2 separate regions of the Homo sapiens genome follow, and region 1 is linked to region 2. A link is an interaction called in ENCODE POLR2A ChIA-PET data of the cell type or tissue named here. Cell type or tissue: HepG2. All regions are shown on one strand. Each heading gives the region's core, and the rest is flanking DNA. Links, peaks and the distances in the headings are about the cores only.

Evidence for each region. Peaks named below come from ENCODE experiments on the same cell type or tissue, not always from the same donor. Only the 100,000 strongest peaks of a DNase experiment are listed, where the experiment ranks them.
Region 1: POLR2A ChIA-PET joins it to region 2 with 6 read pairs; 6 of 35 experiments call an interaction of 5 or more read pairs at or near these places.

The regions. Positions count from the first base shown.
Region 1 is chr20:44,368,129-44,372,514 of GRCh38, reverse strand. The region is part of intron 1 of HNF4A (hepatocyte nuclear factor 4 alpha); the gene reads right to left. All of the region lies in intron 2 of HNF4A-AS1 (HNF4A antisense RNA 1), which reads left to right. Among named protein-coding and RNA genes, the nearest start is that of HNF4A, 15 kb to the right of the region's middle. In HepG2, for the core only: no CTCF peak of the experiment used is centred there; DNase peaks (open chromatin) are centred at 1,734 and 2,087.
Region 2 is chr20:44,447,775-44,452,160 of GRCh38, reverse strand. It overlaps LINC01430 (long intergenic non-protein coding RNA 1430), which reads left to right and starts at 1,604. Exons shown (of 3, transcript NR_109893.1): 1 at 1,604-1,624; 2 at 2,071-2,201; 3 at 3,107-3,384. LINC01620 (long intergenic non-protein coding RNA 1620) reads left to right here. Exons shown (of 3, transcript NR_132343.1): 3 at 1-177. In HepG2, for the core only: a CTCF peak has its summit at 2,752 (motif pointing right); DNase peaks (open chromatin) are centred at 849 and 2,750; H3K4me3 peaks cover 428 bases.

The sequences.
Region 1 (4,386 bases), core at 229-4,228, 80 kb after region 2:
GGGGCCTGGGAGTGAGATTTCCCATGTGGAGAATTCTAGAAGACATGCCTGGAGTTCTGGAGCCTGGATCCTCTGGACAGACAGGTGGCCAGCTAACCAGGGTGGAGGCACCAAAGATAACTGTGGGGTGGGGAGAAGACACCAGCCCAAGAGATTTGACTGGGATTGGTCTACGCAAGAATGGAAAATGGAGGCAGAATGAGTTAGCAGCAAGCACACGTACACTGCTATAGAATCTGAGGGACCCGGCCAGTGCTGGCCAATAGAAATAGAATGTGAGCCACAGACATAATTTAAACTTTTCTTGTAGTCACTTAAAAACATGGTAAATCTATGAAATAGAAGATTGCTCGTGCAAATAAATGAACTCTGCTTTGGTCTCAGTGATCAGGGGTCCCACACTCAAGTGCCCTCAATACCCAGAGAAGTAACTGAAATAAATGGAACAGATAGGGTGTGAGCAAAGTTCACACGTTCCTCTAAGAAAAACAATACAGCAAACATGGTGATTTATGTTCATTAATAAGTTTCCGTATGGGGACACTAAGGAATAGTGGGGACTACGGCAAATTAGAGGAAGCATGAGAATCTAAAGTGGCTCCAGGAGACTGTTGTCTCATAGGTATCAGTGTTGCTAGACCTTCACTTTTTTTAAAGGAGGTGAAAGTTGGGATTTTCTTTAATTTATTTTTTTGACAGGGTCTTGCTCTGTCGCCCAGGCTGGAGTGCAGTGGCGATCTTGGCTCACGGCAATCTCCACCTCCTGGGTTCAAGAGATTCTCCTGCCCCAGCCTCCTAAGTAGCTGGGATTACAGGCGTGCTCCAGCATGCCTGGCTAATTTTTGCATTTTTAGTAGAGATGGGATTTCCCACTGTTGGCCAAGCTGATCTCGAATTCCTGACCTCAAGTGATCTGCCCACCTCCACCTCCCAAAGTGCTGGGATTACAGGTGTGAGCCACCGGGCCCAGCCTCTAATTTTTGTATTTTTTGTAGAGACAGAATCTTGCTGTGTTCAAGACCAGCCTGGCCAACATGGCGAAACCCCGTCTCTACTAAAAATACAAAAATTAGCTGGGCAGTAGTGGCACGCGCCTGTAATCCCAGCTACTCCAGAGGCTGAGGCAGGAGAATTACTTGAACCTGGGAGGCGGAGATTGCAGTGAGCCCAGATCGAACCATTGCATTCCAGCCTCGGCGACAAGATTGAGACTCCGTCTCAAAAACAAAAAGCAACAACAAAAAAAATTGTTTGAAAGCCACTAATCTGCCCATAGCCTCTAACTTACAAGTAAGGAAGCTAAGGCCTACAAATGTCAAGTACCTGAGATCCTGTGTGTGTCAGGGCTAGAGCTGGGACCACAACCTGCTCCCAGCGCTGAGCCCTGCAGGCAGCTGGGTTTGCCTGGGAAGCTGCCCAGGGGAGCACCCAGGCCTCCCTCCAGTTTCTCTGGCTCTGCCCAGGGCAGGGCCGCCTGCTCTCTCCCTGTCTCCCCACCTCCTCTGCCCTTCGTCATGCCTGTTTTGACAACTTTCTGACCTGCTCCTTCACAAACTCTGCTGGAGGTATGGCTGCCTCCACTGCTTGTCCCAGAGAATACAGAGGCGTTGGCAGTTTGGCGGCCCAGGCTCAGCCAGGCCCATGGCAGACAGTCGTCAAACAGTGGCTGTCTGGGGAGAGAGAGGTCTGTTTACCCAGGGCAAGGCCCAGGCAGAGGCTGCCGTTTCCTCCCTCCACTACTGGCCCATCCAGCTGCTCACCCTACTGACTCAGCTGTCCCCATCTGTATTTGCTCATTCCGCAAATACTTATGGGGCGCCTACTGTGTGTCAAGCACTGTTCTACATGCTGGGGATACAGCAGGGGACAAGACAGCCTAACTCCCTGCTGTCATGGAACTTCTGTGAAGGAGACAGATGATAAACAGATCAAGGAATACGTAATTTCAGCGCTGTAGAGGATAATGGAATTGCTATCAAGGGATGGAGGTGGGGCAGGCTTAGATTTGGGTGTTCAAGGGAGGCTGCTCTGAGTGGAGGACATTTGAACTAAGGCCCTGACAATGAGAAGAAATCAGCTATGCAAAGATCTGGGGAAGAGGCATTCCTGGCAGAGAGAACAGCAAGTACAAAGGCCCAATGGCAGGAGTGTGCTTGGCGTGATTGAAGGATTGTCAAAAGGCCAGTGTGGCTGGGCGTTGTGGCTCACGCCTGTAATCCCAGCACTTCGGGAGGCCGAGGCGGGCAGGTCACAAGGTCAGGAGATCGAGACCATCCTGGCTAACACGGTGAAACCCCGTCTCTACTAAAAATACAAAAAATTAGCCGGGCGCAGTGGCGGGCGCCTGTAGTCCCAGCTACTTGGGGGGGCTGAGGCGGGAGAATGGCGTGAACCCGGGAGGCGGAGCTTGCAGTGAGCCGAGATCGCGCCACCGCACTCCAGCCTGGGTGAAAGAGTGAGACTCCGTCGCAAAACAAACAAACAAACAAAAAAAACAAAAGTCCAGTGTGGCTGACTGCAGTGACCAAAGGGAGAAAGACGAGAGACCATCAGACAAGAGTCAGAGCCTGTGAGAGCCTTTTGGTCAAAGAAAAGAGCCCAGGGCCGGGCGCGGCGGCTCACGGGAGGCCAAGGTGGACAAATCGCTTGAGGTCAGGAGTTTGAGACCAGCCTGGCAACATGGTAAAACCCTGACTCTATTAAAAATACAAAAATTGCTGGGCATGGTGACACGCGCCTGTAATCCCAGCTTCTTGGGAGGCGGAGGTTGCAGTGAGCCAAGATCATGCCACTGCACTCTAGCCTGGATGACAGAGTGAGACTCCAACTCAGAAAAACAAAAGAAAGAAAGAAAGAAAAAGAGCTCAGGTTGTATTTGAAGGGCGATACAAAGCTGTTGGAGGAGTTTCAGCTGGGATGTGAAACATGGCTGTACTCTGACCTTCTCTAACTCTGCCCCATTCCCTTCATGACTTCCTGTCCCAACTGTTTCCAGGTACATTTGAGATTGTTTGAAATAGCGTTTAAATATTTTCTTTTCCTTTTAAATTTTCATTTATTTATTTATTTTCCTTTCTCTTTTTTTGAGGCAGGGTCTCAGTCTATCATCCAAGCTGGAGTGCAGTGGCATGATGTTTGTTCACTACAGCCTCGACCTCCTGGGTTCAAACGATCCCCCCACTCATCCTCCCAAAATGCCAGGATTACAGCATTTTGAGCCACTGTGGCCGGCCCAGTTTTTTTTTTTTTTTTTTTTTTTTTTTTTGAGATGGAGTTTTGCTCTTGTTGCCCAGGCTGGAATGCAATGGCGTGATCTCAGCTCACTGAAACCTCCACCTCCCACATTCAAGAGATTCTCCTGCCTCAGCCTCCACAGTAGCAGGGATTACAGGTGCCCGCCACTATGCCCAGCTAATTTTTTTGGTATTATTAGTAGAGACAGGGTTTCACCATGTTGGCCAGGCTGGTCTCGAACTCCTGACCTTGTGATCTGCCCGCCTCGGCCTCCCAAAGTGCTGGGATTACAGGCGTGAGCCACCGTGCCCAGCCTCTTGTTTGTATTTCTAAACATCATGGTTATACTGACTTCTCAAGAAATCAAGACTTCTTGATTTTTTAGTTATAGACGTAATGTGTTAACTTGCTAGTAAGAAAGATCCTATACAACTATATCCCAATTTGGAGATAAATCAATATTTTAAATTGCATAACCACATTACTATTATGGCTATTACTCACAGCTGACTTTGTCTGTATGTGAACCAAGGTCTTTCCATGCACTGTTTCAATTAATCTTCACTGTAACATGGTAATGTAGCTTTGGTCAATATCATTAACAATACATACTAACATTTTACATTCAAGGAACTTTTTGCAGTTTGCAGGACACTCTTGCCTCTATCCCCTTGAGCAGCAGAGCTACCCTGAGGGGTAAATAGAACTAGCATTATTAACCCCATTTTCAGAGGAGGATGTGGATCCCAGAATGATACAGAAAATTCTACCCATCCCAGTAGGGCCCAGTGGTTCAAATAAAACCCATCTTCCTGGCAGGGCCTGGTGGCTCACACTTATAATCCCAGCACTTTGGGAGGCCGAGGCAGGTGGATCACTTGAGGTCATGAGTTCGACACCAGCCTGGCCAACATGGCAAAATCCCATCTCTACTAAAAATATAAAAATTAGCTGGGTGTGGTAATGCAAACCTGTAATCCCAGCCACTCAGGAAGCTGAGGCACGAGAATTGTTTGAACCCAGGAGGTGGAGGTTGTGATGAGCCAAGATGGTACCACCGCACTCCAGCCTGGGCCACAGAGTGAGACCCTGTCTCAAAAAAAAAAAAAAAAAAAAAAAATATATATATATATATATATGTATATACACACA
Region 2 (4,386 bases), core at 262-4,261:
GGCCCAGGGGTGCAAACCAGTCCAATATTAGCGGCAGAGCTCTTCCCTAGACCCGTCTTGAAGCTGCTGCCCCATCATTTCCTCCAGGTAGCTGGTGGATACTGTTTATCTGGTGCTCACTATGCCCTAGGTAACACTGTAAGTGATTTTCATTAAATTTAATCTCATTCAATCTTAGGAGGTGGGTTCTACCATTATAACCATTTTAGAGACGGGATGCTCATAGTTGTCTTCTGTCCCACTCACCCACCCATACCCCTGGGACTAGAATTCATTCATTTGGTACATCTTTGCCTGATTGTGGTTTCCTTGGAACTTTTGTTACAGGGAAACTCACCAGGGTTTCCTGGGTCTTGTTTAGCCATTGAGCCTAACCTTCTGTCTGTTTTAAGACTTTTTTTTGGGGGGGGTGGGGGGGACAGAGTCTTGCTCTGTCACCCAGGTTGGAGTGCAGTGGCGCAATCTCAGCCCACTGCAACCTCCACCTCCCAGATTCAAGCAGTTCTCCCTGCCTCAGCCTCCCGAGTAGTGGCTTGGGATTACAGGCGCTCACCACCATGCCCAGATAATTTTTTTTTTTTTTGGTATTTTTAGTAGAGACAGGGTTTCACCATGTTGGCCAGTCTGGTTTCAAACTCCTGACCTCAGGTGATCCACCCACCTTGGCCTCCCAAAATGCTGGGATTACAGGCGTGAGCCACTGAGCCTGGCCTTGTTTTAAGATATTTTTAAAGGACCTTTTGTTTCAATTGGCAAATGTCTGCTGCTCTCCTACTACTGGGGCTACGTGGTGACTGACAAAGAGACTTTGCCCTCAAGGACTCGAGGCTGCTGGGGAACCCCGCTCACCAGGGTCTCTCTCCACTGCACTATGGCCAGCTTGAGGGCAAGGATGGGGTCTTTTCATCTCTGTGTCACTAAGAGGAGATCAACAGCAGGTGTGGAAACTGGCAGATCACACCACAAAGCAGAGAGGCCAGCAGGAGTCCAGAATCCCAGCCATGAACTGTCGGGCTTCAGGCAGGGAGCAGTGGGAGACCCAAAGTCTCCGTGCTATTGATATTTGGGGCTGGCTAATTCTGTTGTGGGGGATGTCCTGTGCGGAGTAGGATGGTTAGCACTATCTGTTGCCTCTGCCAGTAGCATCTTCTCTACCAGTCATGACAACCTAAAGTGTCTCCAGACATCACCGAATGTCCCCTGGGGGCAAAGTCACCCCAGATTGTGAACCACTGGCTTAACTGAAGCAAACTTAATGAAGGAAGTGTTTGCAGAGGTGAGGCATGCAGGGACTGGCAACAGTGGGGAGCTGTTAGCACCCCAAGGCCAAAGAGGTGAGAGAGAGAATGGTGTTACTTGACCCAGAGATAGCTGGAGCCATATAAGTGAGGCTAAGACAGGAGTTAAGACCATGGAGAAATTCAGCCACTGCCAAAATTAAGGCAAAACAGGGAGGGAGCTGGGGGTGGCATAAACATGCCCAGTTCTCCCTCATCCTGCCCTTTTATCTCTGCCGATTCCTCCCCTTGGCTGAATGTATTGTGATGTCAGAAGGCACAGGTGCCTCCAGGCCACAGAGCAGGACAGACAGGGTTGGAGATTGGACCACTCGTGTGTGGATGAGGTGGGTAAGCAGAGAAGAACCATCACAGGGAGGCAGGAACAGGCCCCAGAAGACAGGACATTTGTGTACTTCTTGGAGGACGTGTACTTCCCCAGTTGGAGAAAGCTGGGAAACAGTATCTCACCAGCAGGAAGAGCAGGCATGAAGCCATGGAGCTCTGAGACAGCCTGGCTCCCTGCATTGTTTATTTAATTGTGATTGTTTGTTTGATTGATTCTGCTCTGTGTGCATGTGGTGAAAGTAAAACATTTCAAAAGGTACAAAAGGGCATAAAATGAGAAGTAGGTCTTCCTCCCACCCCGACCCCAGCTACCCAGCCCCCCAACACCCACCCCGAAAGCCATCTCACTCTCCGGTCTCTCATCGCCTTCCGGAAATAGTTGGTGCACATGCTAGCTTGTGTCACTTAAACTCCTAATTTGATTTAATTTCACGGGTGTTTACAGAGCCCCTACTGTGTGCAAAGAAATGAACTGAGCTCTCTGGCCTCACACCCTAAGCCCAACCCTGATCCACTAAGCACTGGCAGCTTCAGGCCCACCACTGCTGGCCTCCCATCTCTTTCTCCAAGCAACGGGTAAGCCTGTCACAGTTATGTTGTTCAATTTATTTTATTTTATTTTATTTTATTTTTTGAGGTGGAGTCTTGTTCTGTCACCCAGGCTGGAGTGCAGTGTAGCTATCTCAGCTCACTGCAACCTCTGTCTCCCGGGTTCAAGCGATTCTCCCACTGCAGCCTCCCGAATAGCTGGGATTACAGGCACCCGCCACTACGCCCTGCTAATTTTTGTGTTTTTAGTAGAGATGGGGTTTGACCATGTTGGCCAGGCTGGTCTTAAACTCCTGGCCTCAAGTGATCCACCTGTCTCGGCCTCCCAAAGTGCTGGGATTACAGGTGTGAGCCACCATGCCCGGCTTCAATGGATGTTTTGTGGATTGGACTGAATTAAAACTGAACCATTGGTGAGAAGCAAATTAGAATGCAGGAGACACATAAACCTTGGGTGTGGTTCAGGAGACCATGTGTTTTGGGGAGAGGAGTGAGGGTTCTGTCTCCAAAGACTTGCTCTTGCTGGAGCCAATGGACAGTTAGTTGTCTAAGAAGGGAATGCCTATAGTGTGACCTAGAGGGGGCGCTAGAGTGTGAGCAGGTTGGGACTTGATCTGGCTTAGATCAGTCCAGGGAAGACCAGATCTTGCCTGGCTACCCCCAGCTGGTGTCTGTAGCCCTTGGGGGAGTTTAAGACCAGGAAAGGGGAGTTTCTGGCCAGCTGCAGAAATGGGGAATTCCACAAACAACATGTAAACTTGTCGGTACCCGGAAGCAAACAACCAAATCTGGGTATCAGATGCCCAGGCAGAAGCCGGGAGGCCAGAGCAGCCCAGGTCTCCAGGAGCAGACAAGGACCAGGCTCTTCCTTGCCTGCCCTGCTCTTCCCTGCTGATGTCTTGTTCTCTCAACACCCGGCTCTTTCCTGACAGTGCCTGTGTGTTGAGCACTTCCAGACAAACACGCCTGCCATGATGGACCACATTTCTGTGCAGATGCTGAGTACACACCGTCTCCCACTCCCACGGCTGCTTTGCAAGGACAGTGTTAATGATCCTCACTTTGTAAACAAGGAAAACTGAAGCTCAGAAAGGAGGGATGGAGGGCGGTAAGGTTGGGCATCCTACACATATGGTGATATCATTGAACATTTTGTGTTGAAGAATGATGGAGTGTTGAACACAGAATCAGAGAATTTTACTTTATTTTATTTTTTGAGAAGGAGTCTCAATCTGTCAACCAGGCTGGAGTGCAGTGGCGCGATCTCGGCTCAGGGCAACTTCCACCTCCTGGGTTCAAGGGATCCTCCTGCCTCAGCCTCCCGAGTCGCAGGGATCACAGGCATGTACTACCAGGCCCGGCTAATTGTTTTGTGTTTTTGGTGGAGACGGGGTTTCACAATGTTGGCCAGGCTGGTCTCAAACTCCTGACCTCAAGTGATCTGCCCACCTTGGCCTCGCAAAGTACTGGGATTACAGGCATGAGCCACTGTGCCTGGCCAAGAATTTTAGAATCATAAAATCTAGGAGTCCTGGGCTCCTAGGTTACCAGTATAACCCACACTGCCACCAACTCCCTGTCCATTCCCCACACTGTAAATGAAATGTCTCTCTGGGGCCCACCTCCCATTCACTCAGGCCTCTTCTCTCACCTGGGATCTTGTTCCAGACTTGTCTCTTGTCTCTCCTCCTTCCAAACCCGTACACAGGAGCCAGAGGCATCTTTCCAAACTACCAAGCAGATTGTGCCACTCTGCTGCCCCTTAAAACCCTTCCCTGGCTCCCCTTTGCCCTCAGGATAAAGTTCAAACTCCTTGACATGGTTTACTAGGTTCTCAGTCATCTGGCCACAGTCTGGCCACTCTGCCTTCTACCGCCCCCCACCCCCAACTCTATACCAACCCATACAGAACTTGTTTTGCTTCACCAGATGTGCTGGATGCTGGCTCTCTCCCCTGACCCCTGGACCTTTGCACTGGCTGTTCCCGCTACCTGGAACACAGTCTACAACACCACCTCCTTCTCTGGTTGAAGTCCTCTCTCTTCCTGTTTGCTCTGAGGACAGTTTCTGCTCACATCCCTCCTGAATATCTGGGTTGGTGTTCCTTCATTTACCACAGTCCCCACCCCAGCTGCTGTGCTTACCATGTGACAGAGATCACTACATCATGTGTGCCCGTGTGTTTGCCTGTGTCCCCATCCACTCATGAGCC